2 separate regions of the Homo sapiens genome follow, and region 1 is linked to region 2. The links are chromatin contacts, found by Hi-C or POLR2A ChIA-PET in ENCODE. All regions are on one chromosome and are shown on one strand. The core of a region is the stretch at or near the end of the contact, and the rest is flanking DNA. Distances in the headings are between cores, read along the strand shown. Region 1 overlaps SIK2 (salt inducible kinase 2). Region 2 overlaps SIK2 (salt inducible kinase 2).

Region 1 (5,467 bases), core at 1,442-3,941, 36 kb after region 2:
TTGGGAGGCCAAGGCAGGCGGATCACGAGGTCAGGAGATTGAGACCATCCTAACACAGTGAAACGCCGTCTCTACTAAAAATACAAAAAATTAGCCGGGCGTGGTGGTGGGCGCCTGTAGTTCCAGCTACTCGGGAGGCTGAGGCAGGAGAATGGCGTGAACCCGGGAGGTGGAGCTTGCAGTGAGCCAAGATCGTGCCACTGCACTCCAGCCTGGGCGACAGAGCAAGACTCCACCTCAAAAAAAAAAAAAAAGACAAGAGCAGTATCATCTGCCTCTGTTTCTAAACTGGACAAAGAGATTTTCTTAAAGTTTCTATCATCTCCCTTCTGACAGGTTCTACAGTGTGGTCTGAAGCACCTGTAATGTCAGAGCCCTTGTCTGGCCCTTGGTGGCAGGTGAACGAAAGCAGTGGAGCCTCTCACCTTCCAGTAGCCTCTCACATTCTTATTTTACCATTTTTGTCCTAATTAAGGTAGCCTAGCTGATTCTAGAAGACAGCCATCCTACGTGCACCCCCACCTTGTGTCCACATCTTCTCCAGGCAGGTTTCAACCTATCAGCAGACTCAGGCACACACTGGGGCACAGATAGAGAACCAGGCGGCAGCAGTGCTCGCAGACCCACCCAGGGAGAGCTGTGATGGGTTCTGCCCAGATACTCTGCTCGCCCACCCACAAGGGAGCAATAGCTTATATTTGTACATTAGTTTTACCAAGCACTTTCTCTTCTAACCCTCACAACAATTCTATGAAATTAGCTGGGGAGATACTGTCCTTATTTTTCACAGCTGAAGAAACCAAAGCTTTGGGAAGTTTGTGACTTCTCTGAGATCACAGCTGGTGATAGAAGGAGCTGGGACACGCGCTTGGGTTGACTGGCTTCTGGTTTTGGTTCTCTGGCTTCTAGTGCTGGAAGAAGCCCTCTCTTTCCCTTCTCTTTCCTCAGTAGCATCTGACTCTTTTCATAAGCAAACAGCTGTATAAACAAAGCCCCCATTTTGGTCAAGCACAGGGTGAATGTGATATTGTTCCCACAACCTTATTCTCCACTCAACAGCCGCCTGGCTTTGGGGAAGAGGCCGCCTTCAGGTGACAGTGCAGCTGTCCAGGTGGCCGTGCACTGAACCAGGCTGAGGGAGACAAAAACCCCGCAGACCCGCCTGCCTTTCAGCGTCCAGTTAACTGCAGAAGTTTAGGCTCACCTCAAAGATGTCTAGTTTTTCCAAGTTACAATACAGCAGTTTCCTACAGAACACCCCCTTCCTCAATTGCCAAGGGGCCGCATCGCACGGCATCAGGCCACCACTGCAGGCCAGCAGATTCCACCCCAGGAACGGTCATGAACTCAGCCTTTGTCTCAACGAGGGGCGTAACATTTCCTTACAGTCAAGCCCCATCAACTAGAAGTGCTTATTACTTTTAGGATTAAAAAAGTAATAACAGACTTTGACTTAATACTCTGTCTTTTCAGAGGCAAAGTGGGTGGGTAGAGGGGAGCTTTAAAAATAGAAGTACAAAACAACATCCTGGAAACATATGACCCCAGATGGAATAATGTCACATTCCCCAGTGCAGATAATGGGCTGCTGCTGGCTCTGTGGTGTCTGTCTGCAGAAGATTTGCTCAGTCAAGGAAATTCAAGTGGTGAGACCTTTCCACCATGGGTGGTAAGAGAAACCTGCCTTCACCAAAATCTCTGAAGGGGAAAGAAGTGGAGAGAAAGGTTTGCTTCACTTCGGGGACTGCAGTTTGAGAAATAAAAGGGATACAGAGATATCTGCACTTTGTAGAAAGGGCAAGATTATTTGCTTATATCTGAAGGGAGGTGGGTGGTTTTGCTGGATGTTTGGTCTGAAAGAGTTACTTTTGATAAAGTTAATCTAACTGTAGTTATATTTTCTGTGTGCTTTTTTTTAATTACTAAGAAAAAAATTGGTGAGTTCAGTAGCTTTGGTATTATGAGTGCAAATCATAATAGCTCCAATGTGAAAAAAAAAATCAAAAGTATAACTTGTCACTTAATGTTAGAAAATTGCCTAAAATGCAGTGTAATAAATAATCTCTGTACCAAATAGTAATTTAAATGGGGTAATTTTCTGCAAGGAAAATGTACTGTTTTTATGTTTCCAACCCTCTTGAATTAAAATAAAAACAACTTCTTTTCTAAGAGCCCGGGTGATGTGAATGTCAGGTTAATGCGATAGGGTTTTTGCCTCATCGGGCCTTGGGTGGAATTTTTAGAGTATGGAAGGTGGCTGTGTTCTCTGAGTTCTGGTGCTCATTTCAGGCTGCAGAAAAGGACAGTGGATAATATGTTCTCATTGACGTCAGCAGGGTAAATAATACCTTGCTCTGAATCGCCCGAGTACACGTTAGCCGCTGCAGATCGCTGACGGAAGCACTGCTAACCGCAGCCTGCACAAGGACAGGGCCCTGCTGGGCACTGCTTAATTACTGCTCCTTGATTCTCAGAGTCCCAGGGCAAAGCGCATCAGCCCAGGTAGCCTGGGCAAGGGCCTCATGCCGCGGTAGGAGGAGGGGAGGCAGATGCAGGGGTCCCCGAGGACAGGCAGCTACAGGGCAGGGGCTGGAAATGGGAGGGGAGGTGCTGCGAGCTGCCAGGCAAAAGACACTGCTACTTAGTCACGATGTCACATCTTCTCTGGGGTCTGCCAAAGGCCTCGACACTGCACGTGCGCTCACACAGTGCATTCCCTCACATGGGCGGGGCACCCTTTTGAGGCCCAGCTCCACGCCCTCAGGGTGCTGGAGGCACCATGTGCCAAGCTGCTCTCCTGCATCCTGGACCTGTTTCAGTGCCAGGCCCTGAGTGAAAGGCCACTGTTATATCCAGCTTGCTGGCAGCAGGATCTCGACTGAAATTTGGTTTCACTCAAACCATTCCAATTAAGCCCATGCTATAGAACATTGACAGTTCCCTCCCTGCGGGGTGAGCCGCTGGTCTCTGGGTAGCGGTGGGAAGGTGCAGTCGGCAGGGCCCACACTGGCAGAGGCTGGAAGGAGCGGAGCCCTCTCCACCAACGTCCACTGCTGCCTGACTCTGCTGACAATAGCTCAGTTCTGCCTTAAACTGGTGGTTACCCCTTGGCTACCCAAAATTTCAGTATTGCTGAGTTTCATTTCTTTTTTAAGGAAAGCACTAAATTTCAGTAACAATGTTTTCCCTTTCCCACCAGATTTCTCCATCATTCTTATTCTGTGTTGCCAAAAACAACTCCAATGCCCCAGGACGCAGGCAAAATAACAGACCAGTGGCCAGCTAGGCCCCAACCCCGCACTCCCCAGGACACTCTTCAGTTCTGCAGCCTTTGTGAGTCGAAGGCTCCAGCAGGGTGGGGAAGGAGAGCAGCAGGGAGGCCTGCACCCCAAACCCAGGGCCTCTGCCCAGTGGATGGAACCAGACAGCAGTGCCTGCACTTCCCAAGTTCTCCATCAAGACGCAGGACAGGTGGGAACAGGGCCCAAGGTTCTGTTCCTGGCGAGCAGCTGCTTTCTGCCCCACTAGATCTTAAATCGAGGACTCAGAGATCCCCTTGACATGCAAGCTATGGACTATTCCCAAAGAGCATGTACACAGACCCAGAACTTCGGACACAGAATTTCAGGACAGGAGTTGGTTCCTGGGCCCCCGAGGCCCCCCTCCCCACCAGGGACCAAAGTTAGGAACCCCTGACTCAGCCTCTGCTCTCTCAAAAGTTCTTGGCCAGGTGCTGTGGCTGACACCTGTAATCCCAACACCTTGGGAGGCAGAGGCAGGTGGATCATCTGAGGTCAGGAGTTCAAGACCAGCCTGGCCAACATGGTGAAACCCCATCTCCACTAAAAATACAAAAATTAGCCAGGTGTGGTGGCGGGCGCCTGTAATCCTAGCTACTCTGGAGACTGAGGCAGGAGAATCACTTGAACCTGGTAGGCAGAGGTTGCAGTGAGCTGAGATCGCACCACTGCACTCCAGCCTGAGCGACACAGCAAGACTTCATCTCAAAAAACAAATAAACAAACAAACAAAGCTCAGAGGGACCCTCCCTGCTGATGGGTTCTCATCCCTCCCTGGGTGGATCCAGGTGACAGGGAGCCTCCTGCTTGCCAGCAGCCCGTGGGCACCATGGGAGGAAGTTCTGGGCTTTGTGCACTAAATCCTGGGTGCTATGTGGCTACAAAGGAAATGTCACCTGCACAGAACATGGCTGCTCTGCCCTTCTCATTTCAGCCCCACCAGTGACTTCAAAAGCTGAGCAGCCCTTGAGCGATGGATTATCGCACAGGAATCATCCTGGACAACGTCCCTTAGGAGGCAGATGTGGGTCCTGACTGAGGCGAAGGGGCTGGGCCCTCCCTCAGACACAGGGGCCACTGGCACACCTGCCTCCCCCCAGGTATGAAGCTGTGCCCACAAATCACTCAGGCCAAACCCAAGGTCAGGCAGGGCAGAGAGCTTGCCAGGCGCCTCGGCCACTGTTCTTTCCAGCAAGCCTTCCTGCTGCTGCCTCCCTTTGTCCGTGTTTCTGGGGGGATTTCCTAGGGCAGACTGACTCAGAGCTGCTCTGAAATTGGCAAAGAGAGATTCCAAGCCCAGGGAAAGCATGAGCTGGGCTGAGCCCCCGAGCCAGCACAGTGTCTGGGAGGGTGGAGACAGGAGGGAGCCACAGCATGGGAAGCGGACTTCCCCTGGAGCCGAGCCCCCAAAAGCTGGATAAGCAGAAAAGCTCAGAAAATGTGGGCCCAGAGGAAAATGAGGCATTAGGGATTGAGCTTCTCAAAGGGAGAACTGAGTCACTCTCTCCTCAGGTCGGCTGGGACAGTTCTGGCTCCAGCTCCTCACTCCCCAAAAGTGAAATGCCCCGAGTGGGGCTGACTGACAAATCAGACCCTGAGGAGACTGTTCATTGTCACCCCAGGGCCACCCACATAGTTGGGGGTGGGACACAATGGAATGGAGGAAAAGCCCACCAAGCCCTTTCCTCCAAGCACGCCACACATAGCTCCCGGAGCGCACAGCCTTGCCTGTCTCTTCTGTCTGGGATCCGCCAGAACTGCCTTCCAGTCGCTACAGAGCCCAAATGCTTAGCAGTGCCCCTGTGCCAGCAAAGTGAGGGCTGAAGGGCAGGCAGGCAGTGGAAGGGAACCAGGGATGAGAGGGCCAGGCAAGGAGGGCTAGGCACAGAGCAAGCCTGGGAGAGCAAGGCCCGGCTCCCACCCAGCCCGGGAGCCACCACCTGGCCACCCTCCAGGCAGGGACATTCTGGGAGGCAGCAAAGAACCTCTGACAGAGGCCTCGGCCCCTGGCGCCCTCTCAGCCCTGCCACTAACCCAGGCAAATCATTGTAAAGGCTGGTGTCTCCAGTGGTAACTTGGAGCACAGGCTGGCTGGTTTCACCCCAGGGTTTACTGCGAGGGGCAAATGCAGCCTGGCCTGGCACTCCTGGAAGACCCCCACTCCCCTG
Region 2 (5,521 bases), core at 1,703-4,202:
CTTATGCCTGTAATCCTAGCACTTTGGGAGGCCAAGACGGGCAGATTGCCTGAGCTCAGGAGTTCGAGACCAGCCTGGGCAACATGGTGAAACCTCGTCTCTACTAAAATACAGAAAATTAGCCAGGAATGGCAGCATGCGCCTGTAGTCCCAGCTACTCCGGAGGCTGAGGCAGGAGAATTGCTTGAACCCAGGAGGTGGAGGTTGCAGTGAGCTGAGATCCTGCCACTGCACTCCAGCCTAGGCAACAGAGCGAGACTCAGTCTCAAAAAAAAAAAAAAAAAAAAAAAAAAAAAAAAAAAAAACACAAAAAGGAGAGAGGGAGAGAGAGAGATAGAGATCGAGGCTGGGGTATCTGCCTCAAGCAGATGGATCCACACATGCAAAGGCTGAGAGGCCAGAGCGAATTGGAGTGGTAAGGAAACTGCAGGTATTAGCCAGTGAGAATGATAGGAAAAAAGCCAGGAGAGGCGGGCATGGGCCAGATCATTCACGTGCTATAAAGTGTTTAGATGGATTCCAATGTCTTTAAAGAATTTCTCTAGGATATTTATTTTTATCTGTAAATTTTATAACTTCTTGATGGCCCTGATTTTCTTTAAGGATCATCTTCTTATCTCTGAGAACTCTTAAATCTTAATGGAATCTAACACATGGGAAAAATAGGGCTCTGTGGGAAGAAATTACAAGAACCCTTACAAAGTTATTCCCTCAAATTATACTTTTTTCTGGGTTTTTTTTTTGGCTTATGAAAATCTCTTTAATTGCAAAATAAGCTGAATAAATGAACTGCTTTAGCCATCTTGTATATTGAAATTGAAGAGAAGCACAAAATTAAAATATTTTTGTGTTTATAAAACAAAATGGAATAGAAGTATCAAACATGGTTCATTTTAATAAATAACAGAAACATGGCTTTGAGATCAGTTTCCAGGTTTTGTTTTCCCCGTGGGTAAAAACTTGAGACAGGCCGGGCGCAGTGGCTCACGCCTGTAATCCCAGCACTTTGAGGGGCCAAGGTGGGCGGATCACGAGGGCAGGATTTCGAGACCATCCTGGCCAACATGGTGAAACCCCGTCTCTACTAAAAATACAAAAATTAGCTGGGCATGGTGGTGCATGCCTGTAATCCCAGCTACTCAGGAGGCTGAGGCAGGAGAGAATCGCTTGAACCAGGGAGTCAGAGGTTGCAGTGAGCCGAGATTGTGCCACTGCCCTCCAGCCTGGTGACAGAGGAGACTCCGTCTCAAAAAAAAAAAAAAAACTTGAGACACTAATGAGCCATGGATTCACCCACACCAGTGTGTACTCATTGCCTCAACCATGAGACCTGCAACCTTTGTAAAAAGTGAGTGTGAGGACATTCACAGTAGGAGGCTGAATGCAAATACTGGCTTTCAGTAGTTTTAGTAATTGCAGTACTATTTCCACCTGTTTTGGCCCTGGCTGTTCAGGCATTAAGTTGAGAATAAAATAGATGAGGAATATTTAGTTTTATTCTCCAACTTTCCCAATCTAAAATGTTTATAATAAATACTTAAATAAGGATAAAAATCTATGAATTAATCACACGTCAAACAGGGCTTCATGTAGAGTACTGAGTTGAGTAGCAGTGCTGGTGCAAATTCTGTCTGTGCCACTTAGTAGCTATAACCTTGGGCCGATTATTTACACTTTCTAGGCCTGAGTTTCCATATCTATTAAATACAAATCTGTTTTTCAGGAACAGATTATAGGGATTGGTGATAATATTGGAGACAGGGAGTCGATGTAGGGTAATAGGTCAGAGTATGGGCTGTGTAGTCAGGATACCTGAGTTTGAATCCTATCTCTGCCACTTACTAGCTTTGTGACCTTGACCACGTTTCCTGACTTCTCTCTTCTCAGTTTCCTTATCTGTAAAGGGAGAGTGATAAAAGTTCATATCTCATAGTGATTATTACTTGAGTTGATATTTGTAGGGTACTTAGAACAGTGCCCGGCACACAGTGCTAGTTAACTGTTTGTTAAATAAATTGTTAGATAAAGCTCCTGGCACCATGTAAACACTCAATACAAGGTAGCTATTATTTGTATTCAATGTATAATTGATTCCCTGTGAAAACAAAGCCTTAAAATTTTAATAGCCATATAACCCTCTCGGCATGTTTTTTTAATTAACTAAGGCTTTAAAGCCTTATTAATACAAACCTTTTAGGACCAAGGAAAGTTTTTCACATATTCTCAATTGTCTCTGGTTGATGCAACTTAATTTTTTGCTGAGAGAGACCTTAAATGTAATTAGTATTGTATAATTAGCCTGATTAATCTGACCTGTACATCACGAGTCACTTGTCTTTAGCCCAAGAGGAATGCTTCCTTTCTGATTTGAGGCAGTGGCCCATCATTGCTTCTAGCAACCTTCCTACTTACTAGATGACCTTGAGTCAAGGTTTCTGTATATATGATTTCAGATTTGTCCCCTAGAACTGAAAAAGGGTAGGAGAGGCAAAGATAGGAAAAATATTTTTTAAAAATTTTTAAGTATTTTATTTTTATTGGGAAAATATTTATTGTAAGTCTTCCATTTGTTATCCTTCTGCCACTAGCATTACGTAAAAAGTAAAAAGAGCTTTACATCAAAAAGCACAATGAAACTTTGTATCCTTAAGTCCTACTTAGCATTCCACAGTAAGCTGGGAATATGGAAGATGGCTCAAAGGGTTTGGTTTGATTTGATTTTTTTTTCCCTCTTCATTTCTCTTCCCCTTCATTTAAGCTAAGGAAGATTATTTATTTGCTTCTTAGCTCATTGAACTCTCTGACTGGACAAATAGATGTCTTACATTGGTCAGCAGGATCACATTTCATCTCAACTGTGATGATTGTTCCCTTCCCTCCTGTCAGATGGGAGAGTGACTGATGTTTGGAAATGAACTGTGCAACTGACCTTTTCGTGCTGGTGGGCAACAAAGTATGCATTGACGTCAGTGTTGGCCGATCCACATTCAGTTTGTGCAATGGGTCAGCTTCATCTCTATCACTCTCCACCTCTCATTTGTCAGCTTTCATTTCCTCATAATTGTCTTCTTCACTCCTATTATAATTACAAAGGATGTGTAACTCTTCATCGAGGCTGGGTAGCTGAATTCTGCTGGTAATTTTAGAAACAAGGATAAATTTAACCCTAAAGCCATCTGCTGCTCTGTAGGAGGATTTTTTAAATTATAAATTAGACATTATAACACACTGCTGGAGATTAAAAATTGCCTCAGTGGTGTTGATTCCTAGAAATCATTTACTTTTCCTTAGCTTGAAGATTGGTTTTCAATGTTTTGTGTGCTTTTTTCCTGTTTTAAAAAAAAGGACTTAGTTTAACCTAACGATTTTCTTATTTAATCTCCTATTTAAATAAAAAACCTAAAAGTATTTAGCAAGTGTAATCTTTTGCAACAGTAAACATTGACAAACTGTTTAAATCTTATGTATATTTTTCACCGCCTCTGTTTTATTCTGTTTTCTGGCTAGTCAAAAAGTGGTCTGGAGACCAGCAGCATGAGCATCACATCAGAGCTTGTTACAAATGCAGAATCTGAGGCCCATCCCTAAATGTACTGAGTCAGAATCTGCACTTTAGCAGTTTCCCCAGGTGATTTATATACATGTTAGTATTTGATTTATTTCATTATTTCATTCCAACAAACAGAATTCTCCATTTTGTATTTGGTTCCCATTAGACAACAATCATCAGAGTTAGCTTATTTACTCTATGCAAGACCCTCTTATTCCTAAAACATTGTGCCTTTGCTAATGATGTTTGGGCACTGATAATTTATATAATTTAGTGATGACAGTGATAATGGTTTTTGTTAGGACCATATAGGTCAGTCAGTCAACTTTCAAAATACAGAGCAGAAAACAATAGCAGCTCTAGGGCTGTGTTCAGATATATCCTTGGTCTGCTGCGGCTGGTTAATTAAGTAAGAGACAGAGGACTCAGCTTTTGAGGCCTAGTTGATTTTCATGAGAGTCGATAACTGATCTGTAATTAAAGACTCTACCCCTAATCCTCTTCTATAAATATTTCAGGCCATATAGAACCCAGGTGAGAGAATATGAATACAAATTGGAGAAGACTAAGGAATCATGAGGCTAAATGCAATGTGGAATCCCTGAACTGAAAAGGAACATGTGACAAAACTCATGAAATGTTAAGTCTGTAGTTTAATTAATAGTAGTGAATCAGTGTTTTGATAATTGAAGCTTAGTTTTGATAATTATACTGTAGGTATGTAAAATGTTAACATTAGAGGAAGCTGGGTGAAGGGTATGGGGAATTCTGAATTTACTGTTGCAACTCTTCTATAAATCTAAAAGTATTTCAAAATTAAAAGTTTAAAAAAGTCAAAATGAAGCCACGTGGCATGGCATAAATGTTTTGTTTATAATAGCAAGCAGAATGTCTGAGGAACATAGCCATAGTTTTAGGTATTAACCTGCATATCACAATTAGAGAAGACATTAAACTAGAAAGATGTTTGCTTTCTAGCAGGGCTAGGCTGGATCTGAGTCTGGTAGAGAGAGAGACGAATGCCCAAGTGATTGTTTTCATAATGTTTTCCAAAAGTCAGATGATGATGTGGAGTCTTATTATTTTGTGTTGTTGCAAGACTTCTGTGTTTGTACAGTGGTTGACATGTGTATGGAATGCTGATGTTTAATGAAGGAATGAATGAATGTGGTTAGTATGATGAAGCATGAGTATAGTCCATTTCATTTGAATAAATGGCAGTAAGAAATAAATCCTGCATTTTCACATTTCATTCCCCCCCTACTCACCTCCCACTTCACTATATGCATTTAGGCAGAAAGCTGCAGACTGGGTGAAGCAAGTTATCCAGATTCCTGTGAAGAAATTAAAAGGCTCTTATTTTTAAGTGTCTTTTGCTGCCACTTTTTAACCCTGACAATTATTAACTTCTTCAAAAATAACTATTTTTGACATGCCAGTGAGAGACATAAAGGTGGTGGTTAACAATGAAGGCTCGAAGTAGTTAAACTTGGTTTCTATTCCACTGCTGCAACTTAGTAGCTAGCTGTATAACCTCTGGCAAAATACTTAACTTTATACCCTCACTTTCTCCTAAAATAAGGATACTTCATAGAACTAAGAAGAAATTATCTTCAGAGAGTTTAAATCAGCTCCTGTCACATAGTAAAGCACTTTTAAGAGGTGGGAACAACATATTCATCTAGCAGATCTTTATCGAGCAGCTGTTGTCTGCAGATGATATGCTGAGAGCTGGGAGTACAGAATGTTGTCCCCCATTCCCTGCTCCCGAGGAACTTAGTCTGATGGGATAGACAGATAAGTAAAATAATAAATAATAATAGCAATGATAGCTTCTGTTTATTGACTACCTACTATGTTTCAATCGCAATATAATATCTATTTCTATTAATTCAACTACTTCATGAAATGTAAGTGTTGTCCCTATTTTTCAAATGAGGAAACCAAGGCTCTAAGAAGTTAAGTAATTTG

Evidence for each region. A loop is a pair of places that touch in the nucleus more often than their neighbours do. ChIA-PET counts read pairs that join two places held with the same protein, here RNA polymerase II (POLR2A). Pooled maps may share reads with other maps.
Region 1: a map of gastrocnemius medialis shows a loop between it and region 2 (7-fold over the local background). The contact joins two enhancer-like sites. A Hi-C loop is called at or near these places in 2 of 168 maps with a recorded cell type or tissue (endothelial cell of umbilical vein and gastrocnemius medialis) and 5 of 50 pooled maps. POLR2A ChIA-PET finds 5 or more read pairs at or near these places in 7 of 52 experiments (AG04450, GM10248, GM12878 and 4 more).

Annotation. Positions count from the first base shown.
Region 1 is chr11:111,728,685-111,734,151 of GRCh38, forward strand. SIK2 (salt inducible kinase 2) reads left to right here. Exons shown (of 15, transcript NM_015191.3): 15 at 1-2,171. It also overlaps a transcript of PPP2R1B not described here. Among named protein-coding and RNA genes, the nearest start is that of PPP2R1B, 35 kb to the right of the region's middle. RefSeq lists an enhancer at 3,963-4,779. Within about 2 kb of position 2,692, at least 22 of the 41 ENCODE cell types and tissues checked have a DNase peak (open chromatin) inside an H3K27ac peak, as active enhancers do; they include gastrocnemius medialis, where a contact is called at or near this core.
Region 2 is chr11:111,692,084-111,697,604 of GRCh38, forward strand. The region is part of intron 4 of SIK2 (salt inducible kinase 2); the gene reads left to right. It also overlaps a transcript of PPP2R1B not described here. Among named protein-coding and RNA genes, the nearest start is that of PPP2R1B, 72 kb to the right of the region's middle. RefSeq lists an enhancer at 539-1,052. Within about 2 kb of position 2,953, at least 3 of the 41 ENCODE cell types and tissues checked have a DNase peak (open chromatin) inside an H3K27ac peak, as active enhancers do; they include gastrocnemius medialis, where a contact is called at or near this core.